2 separate regions of the Homo sapiens genome follow, and region 1 is linked to region 2. The links are chromatin contacts, found by Hi-C or POLR2A ChIA-PET in ENCODE. All regions are on one chromosome and are shown on one strand. Each heading gives the region's core, a stretch centred on a gene start or an enhancer-like site at or near the end of the contact. The rest is flanking DNA. Distances are from core to core; before and after follow the strand shown.

Evidence for each region. Hi-C counts contacts between places; a loop is a spot of excess contacts on that map. ChIA-PET counts read pairs that join two places held with the same protein, here RNA polymerase II (POLR2A). Pooled maps may share reads with other maps.
Region 1: a pooled map shows a loop between it and region 2 (4-fold over the local background). The contact joins the enhancer-like site here to the promoter of IL15RA in region 2. A Hi-C loop is called at or near these places in 5 of 50 pooled maps. POLR2A ChIA-PET finds 5 or more read pairs at or near these places in 3 of 52 experiments (CD8-positive, alpha-beta memory T cell, GM12878 and activated T-cell).

What each region holds. Positions count from the first base shown.
Region 1 is chr10:6,542,122-6,545,766 of GRCh38, reverse strand. All of the region lies in intron 1 of PRKCQ (protein kinase C theta), which reads left to right. Among named protein-coding and RNA genes, the nearest start is that of PRKCQ, 36 kb to the left of the region's middle. Within about 2 kb of position 2,191, at least 5 of the 41 ENCODE cell types and tissues checked have a DNase peak (open chromatin) inside an H3K27ac peak, as active enhancers do.
Region 2 is chr10:5,975,647-5,979,690 of GRCh38, reverse strand. IL15RA (interleukin 15 receptor subunit alpha) reads left to right here and starts at 2,148. Exons shown (of 7, transcript NM_002189.4): 1 at 2,148-2,286. The coding sequence starts at 2,199. RefSeq lists silencers at 1,385-2,054, 2,145-2,524 and enhancers at 3,415-3,494, 3,625-3,894.

The DNA of each region.
Region 1 (3,645 bases), core at 942-3,441, 570 kb before region 2:
TGCTGGGATTGCAGGCATGAGCCACCGTGCCTGGCCTGAACCAATTTGAAGTGTACGGTTCAGGGACATGAGAACATTCACAGTATTATGCAACCATCGCCACCACGCATCTCCAGAACCTTTTCATCATCCCAAACTGAGACTCTGTCCCCATCAAGCATGAATTCCCCATTTCCCCCCTTCCAAGTTCCCGGGAGCCACAATTCTACCCTCAGTGTCTGTGAATGTGACTCCTCTAGGGACTCATTTCAGTGGAACTGTTTAACATTTGTCCCTTGGTGTCTGGCTTCTTTCACCGAGCATAATGTCCCCAAGTTTCCTCCATGTTGTAGCAGGTGTCACCACGTCCTTCCTTTTTCAGCCTCAAGAATATTCCAGTTTAACCTTTGAAAGCCTCCATTGCCTCTTCTGTAAAATCGGATCAGTAGGCCATTTTTCAAAGGTTGTTGTGAGGATTTAATAAAATCAGGTAAAGCAACAGACAGCGCCCAGTGCAGTGCTTTGAGCCATGATAAAAATTAATTTAGCCTCCTTCTCTTCCCTTTCTAAATGATAAGTTACATGAAGACCAGGTGCAAGAAAAATGCCTTTCTCATGTCCGTGGTTCCTGAAGTCACACATTTGTGAGTGCTCAGTAATTAATATTATTTTTAACTGAATTGGATAATCTTCTTATTTAGCAAGTTAGAGATTAACTCCCAGAGTCCCAGTATCGTAAAAATAAAAATGTTACATTCACATTTTCCCGCTATTTTTCCCCTATAGATTAAAAAAAAAAAAAACAGAAAGGAAATAATAGCAGACTTTGTCACTCAGGAAAAGAAAGAGTTGACTTAAGACAATGTGGGTCTGGGCGCAGTGGCTCACGCCTGTAATCCCAGCACTTTGGGAGGCCGAGGCAGGCGGATCATGAGGTCAGGAGTTCGAGAGCAGCCTGGCCAATATGGTGAAACACTGTCTCTACTAAAAATATAAAAATTTAGCCAGGTGCGGTGGTACGTGCCTGTTGTCCCAGTTACTTGGGAGGCTGAGGCAGGAGAATCTCTTAAACCCAGGAGGTGGAGGTTGCAGTGAGCCTGGATCATGCCACTGCACTCCAGCCTATGCGATAGAAAGAGACTCCTCAAAAAAAAAAAAAAAGAGTGTGGGGTAGGATCTCCAACTGCTTAGGCGAGAGAGGAGGTTAAACAGTCATCACACAAATTCAGATTCTAAGGGCAGGTGAATGAATAGAACCAATAAGTGAAGACCCAGTTTCCAGTTATCTCCATTTATCAATGTCCTTGGCCTAAGTCAATTAGAGTTAATCACTGTGGAGTTAATTACAGTGTCTCTCCTTGCCGTTAACAATATATTCTGTGGTCATCGCATTATTAGAATGGGCAAATTGGTTCTTCAGTTGACAGTGTGACCAGGTCATTAAACAGACAAATCTCCCCGATGAAAAACCTTGAGCGATGTTGATTTTGGTGGAAACATAAAGCCATCCACAAACCATCCTTTCCAGGATGGATGTCAGGTAGTGGGAATTAAGCTCAAAACTGTGACTCACAAACAGTTTAACTTCCTTCAGGTTGATTTTCCCCATTGGTAAAATTCCCATGAATATTCTACATAACCCTTTGATTCTTCCAACATCGTTTTTCCCAAACATCTTTCCTGAGAGCTCTTCAAAAGATGGTAAAGGTACCATAGTAAGATACATGATGTAATGAACTTGACCTCGCTGAGGGGAAAATGGCCATGGTAGCCTGCTTGGAAGAAATATGCAAACCATCTGAGAAAGAGACAGCTCTCTCAGTGTCGTGGGGTTGGAGGTCATGTCTTTCCTTTTCACAACAGGAAGGGCTGGCACCTTCTGCTCTTTCGGTCCTGACAACTGTCTGCTCAGAGCATCAGCCAAACAAGGCCCTGTCATCCCAGCCAGGAAGGATGCGCGGTGCATGGGAGTGGCAGGACATTTGTGGAAGGAGTACAGCCGACCCCCCAGTTTCCTCCAGTCCTTGTCCCCAGGCTGGGGTTCCTTCCAGCACTTGCAGTTCAGCCCTGCTCAGCGTGTTTCTCTGGAAAACAGAACCGTGGGCCTTGTCAGCAACCTGCTGTGTGAGTTGGGTTGTGTGTTTGATCATCGAGGACAGTGTTTCAGCATCTGGAGGTGTGTGTTTGCTTTCCTTAGGTAACCACAAAGTAGTGGTTAGCGTCTCTCTAATTGATAAGGGTGACAGAAGCTGCTGCTGGCTTTAGAATGATGCCTGAACTCTTCTTCTGAAAATGAATGTGGTTAATTTAGTCATGACAGACACATTTCTGACTTCTTCCTCCCTCCTTTTTTCCCCAACGCCACCTTTCCCCATGGTGTTGTGTTTTTGCTTTTGTTTTTGTTTTTGTTTTCCTCTGTCTGGAGACTGAAAGAGACCAGACTGCGCTCAGCTGAAAGCTAAGGGAAGCCTGTGCTGCTCCGCCAGGGCTGAGTATTTTGTTTTCAGCTCCGCGAACTCCACCTGTGTGACTTTTTCTTCCTTTCTTTTTAAAAGTAAACATGGCAGGATGTGTGCTCACCAATTACTGAGCGCACAGAAATACAGGAACTGCTGGGCTAACGAACACGACTTCAAAGGACAGTGGTGAGGAGCCCTTGCCTCCCTGCCAGGCTTGAAAGGGCTGAGCTCTCCAGGGAGGGCAGGGCCCACCCTCAGGGCTCCACCAAAATAGTGACTTCCCAGCCTGTGACTTTCTTAGAGCCCTGAGGAAGGACTCAACGCAGGGAAAGGACGTGATGGCAGTGGGGATTCCCTCTTGCTTTGAGCCCTTCTGAATGCAAGCAGAAAAAGAAACCCTTTTATATTACTTTTTAATTGAATATAATAACAGAAACAATGAAAAGAATGTGACCTTGACTTTGCAACTCTATTTCCCAGGCATATTCCTAACAACACCTAAGAAAGCTAGGATGTAGGTAGCTTTTATCACCTTCGTTCTTTTTAGGTAATGAGTTAGAAGCACAAAGCAGGCAAGAGACCTCGTAACGTCAAATTTAATATTAAGCTGATCTTCTGATGGCCCAGGACATACCCCTGGGTGCTAGAATCTAACACGGAGACATGGATGGTGACGGGTACCTAGTGATCCAGCTGTTGAACTACACACAATTCTGCTGTTGTCCCCGAGGGAGAACTGTTCACTCTGAAGCTGCAGATGCTGTGTTATAGGGTGTTAAAGTCTCTACAGTTTCTATCAATGCTGTTGCATTCATGTTTTATTGCTTCTGCCAAAATACGAGTATTTCAAGGATGAAGTTCATGTTCTCCCACCAGCTCTTGTCTAAAATCCATGCTCAATGAGTATTTACTGTATGCAGGTTATTACTGAAGAGAGGACTTATGTGTTCTTCCCATGACATCAGAATGCAAGGATATTTCTCCAAGAGAGCAGGCTTCTATCTGCAAATGCATTCACCTGAGGATAGTGGTGAGACAGCCACTGAGCCTGGCAAGTCAGCACCACTCCAGGTTGTTGGGCTGAAAATAGACTAGAGAGAGTAATCTCTAGGCCCTCATTTTATAGGCAAAGAAGCTGAAACCCACAGAGGGTAAGCAGTTTCCCCATGTTTACTCTGTCCTTCATTGAGCTTTGTATTGGCTTCGT
Region 2 (4,044 bases), core at 899-3,398:
ACATATTAAGTTTTGACAGGATGAGGCAGTAGGCTCATGGATATCCACTATATTTATTGATTGCTATAGTTCGAAGTATATTTGAAATTTACATTATTTAACAACGTATATATATGTAATGAAATAGAGTTCTTTAAGCATACCAAATTTACAATTTTATTTTCAAATTTTAAAATTTACTTTTGGTCAGAATGCAGTAAAATGGGTACTTTAACACAATCAATGCTAGTTAGAAGGTATATTGATACAAGACTTTTGGAAAGCAAGATAGAAATATTTGTTTAAAAGAGAAAAAGCCTTTAAAAATATTCCCTACCAGTTGACTCAATAGTTCCACTGTAGGAAATCTATTCTAAGCGATCTTAAATTCACAAGATTTTGTAGAAAGACATTTATGACAATGTTATCTTTAATATTAAAATAATAGAGGGGATGTTAAACTATGATAATTTGCAGCCATTAAAAACTTTTACAAAGAGTCTGTAATAATGGAGAAATCTCTACTTCATAAATGTCCATAGAATAAAAAATGCTCTATTGTATACATGCTATGCTTAGCCTGCATTCAATAAACCCTCAATATATTTGAGAATATTAAGGAATATTGTTAATTTTTAAATTTGATCTTATCATCTTGAGATTTATTATTAAGTATTGAGAGAAATTGAATAATGTGGGATTTCCCCAGTTGGAGTAAGGGTGGCTATTCCTGCTTAGAAAAAAAGAATGGACCTTGTGTGGTCACTGCCGGATGGTAGGTTCATTATTCTTTCTACTTTTTTTTTTTAAATTTAAGAGACAGGAACTGGCTGTGTTGCCCAGGCTGGAGTGCAGTGGTGCGATCTCAGCTCACTGCAACCTCAGCCTCCTGGGTTCAAGTGATTCTCCTGCCTCAGCCTCCTGAATAGCTGGGATTACAGGCGCCCGCCACCATGCCCAGCTAATTTTGGTATTTTTAGTAGAGATGGGGTTTCACCATGTTGGCCAGGCTAGTCTCGAATTCCTGACTTCAGGCGATCCACCTGCCTTGGCCTCCGAAAGTGCTTGGATTTCAGGAGTGGCCACCGCGCTCGGCCCTAAATTCTTTTATTTAACTTTTAAGTTCAGGGTTATAAGTGCAGGTTTGTTATAAAGGTAAACCTGTGTCTTGGGGGATTATTGTACAGATTATTTCGTTTTCAAAGAGAATTTGCAAGTATGTCACAAAAGCCTCATAAACACGTTGTGAGATTTTAAGAGGCAATGACCGAGGCTTGGAGATGTCTCGTCCTGTCCAATGTCACCGCTAGACCTGAGAATCTGCACTTGGGAGCTTACAGACCCGGTTCTCAGGCTTCACTTGAGACCCCAAGAAAGAAAAAAACCCACCAGCCAAAGAGGAGGATGGCAGCCTGGAAGAACCTAAGGAAGCGAGGCTCAGAGGTGAAGCACTGTGGCTCCTCTCCCCCTTCTCCCCCCTCCGCCCCCTCTCCTTCTAAGATGAGGCATTTTCTAGGGGAGCAAAGCTGCAGCAGGAATTCGGCGAAGTGGCGGAGCTGGGGCCCCAGCGGGCGCCGGGGGCCGCGGGAGCCAGCAGGTGGCGGGGGCTGCGCTCCGCCCGGGCCAGAGCGCACCAGGCAGGTGCCCGCGCCTCCGCACCGCGGCGACACCTCCGCGGGCACTCACCCAGGCCGGCCGCTCACAACCGAGCGCAGGGCCGCGGAGGGAGACCAGGAAAGCCGAAGGCGGAGCAGCTGGAGGCGACCAGCGCCGGGCGAGGTCAAGTGGATCCGAGCCGCAGAGAGGGCTGGAGAGAGTCTGCTCTCCGATGACTTTGCCCACTCTCTTCGCAGTGGGGACACCGGACCGAGTGCACACTGGAGGTCCCAGAGCACGACGAGCGCGGAGGACCGGGAGGCTCCCGGGCTTGCGTGGGTAAGGTCCTGGGTCCCCACCGGGCACGGCCCATGCGTCCCGGGGACAGGGGTGGCTGTGCGGTGCCGCGGCGGCCGGCGGGGCTCCTTCCCCAGCAGGGGTGGGGACGCTGAGTCACGGATCTGTCACCGCTTTGCACCTCTCCGAGCCCTCGGGGGCCAAAGCAAAAGCGAAAGCGAATGCGACTGGCGGGGCGGCAGGTCCCAGAGCAGCGCTCGCCACCTCCCCCCGGCCTGGGCAGCGCTCGCCCGGGGAGTCCAGCGGTGTCCTGTGGAGCTGCCGCCATGGCCCCGCGGCGGGCGCGCGGCTGCCGGACCCTCGGTCTCCCGGCGCTGCTACTGCTGCTGCTGCTCCGGCCGCCGGCGACGCGGGGTAGGGAGCTGGGAGCAGGGGCGCCCGGGCGGGACTTGGAAGGGGGCCGGGACGTGGAGCTGGAGGGAACCGGGCGCCCCATCTCCCCGGGCCGTGCGGGGGCGTCGGTGCCCTCGGGAGCGCGGTGCGCGCAGGCCCAGGCCGGGGAGGGGACGCGGCGCCGGGCAGGAGGGACACGTGCCGGGAGCCGGGGTCGCAGGGAGAGCGCCGCCGCTGCGCCCGGGTCACCCACGTAAGGGAGCGGGCGGCCTGGCTGGGGTCTCCGAGGCCGAGGTCAGGAGCAGTTCTGAGAAGCCCGTTTTGGCCACGGGAGCGCGGAGCCGGCGGCGTCCAGCAGTTTGGAGACACGGGCGAGTGCGCTTCTCCCAGGCGCCTGGACTGCAGGGCGGGTGTTGCATAGCACGCGGTCCTCGGAGGGGTCCGGGAGAAACTACTCCTCCCGACTCCCAGGCAAAAGTAAATTATGTCAGTGGGAGCTGGGAGGGTGGGGAGGAGCTGTGTCCCAGGGGGAAACGCGTCGGGCAAGTTGCACACCTGGGGACCTGGAAACAACTTCCAATTCTTAAGCGATCAGGAAACCAGCAGAGGCGGTCGGGACCGGATGGGGGTGGGGAGTGGGGGCCAGCCTGGAGTCTACACTCGCAGAAAAAGGGGGAAGAGATCTGTGATCGCTTGGTGTATTCGAGAAGAAAGCGGGTCGCGGAGCTCTGATCTCGGCAGGGAGGACGGAATGAGCGATTCCTAGGGGTTTTGTCCCGGCAGCCAGAGGAAGGAGGAAAACAGTAGCAGGGTCTAGCTCTATCCTTGTCAGCGCTTCTTTATCTTTTTATAGTCAGGGAGCTCTTGGAGGGTCTGATGAAAGCTATGAACCCCCGGCCCCCAGAAAAATGCATGAATGAACATAGTTACAAAATGTGCATATGATTTTGGGGTCAAAGCCCCACTGAAGGCCATCCATGGACTCTCTATAGGAATTAGTAACGCCATGATCTGTGTGTGTTTTTAAGCGAGACCCTGAATAATTTACATCCAGTCGGGCCAGTCTGCCCAGGCCCTGGCCAAAGCCATTCCACGCACAGTTGCTGCTGCCTGGTGTGGCCTGAACGCCCCCCCACCCTCTGCCACCCCCACCCCAGCTCTGCGAGGCTTCTTGAAGTTTCGTTTTCATGAGACTCTGATGCTTGGATTTCCCCCCACATCTGAGAAGCAGAGTTAGTTGGTGACCGGTTGGTTCCTCCCAGTTGGCTAGCAGTGTCACAGGACCCCATAGCTGGCAACTGGGGCAGCTGGATTACACAATATGAAAGTGAAATGCAGCCTTAGTCAAAGCCCAGCAGAGAGGAGGTGTCTTCCTTGAAGACTGAGTGGATAGGGGAGCACCACTGTGAGATCTCTGATCTCATCAGCTGCACAGCCTTGCCCTTTGACCTTAGAAAGATGTTGCTACCTTCCCTTCCCAAAGCTCTCAATGTTTTTTCTTTTTCTTTTTCTTTCTTTCTTGTTTTCTTTTTTGAGACGGAGTCTCACTCTGTCACCCCGGCTGGGGTGCAGTAGCGCGATCTCAGCTCACTGCAACCTCCGCCTCCTGGGTTCAAGCGATTCTGCTGCCTCAGCCTCCTGAGTAGCTGGGATTACAGGCGATCGCCACCACGCCCAGTAACTTTTGTGTTTTTAATAGAGACGGGGTTTCATCATGTTGGTCAGGCTGATCCAACATGGTGATCACTCCTGACCTTGTGATCTGCCCGCCTCGGCCTT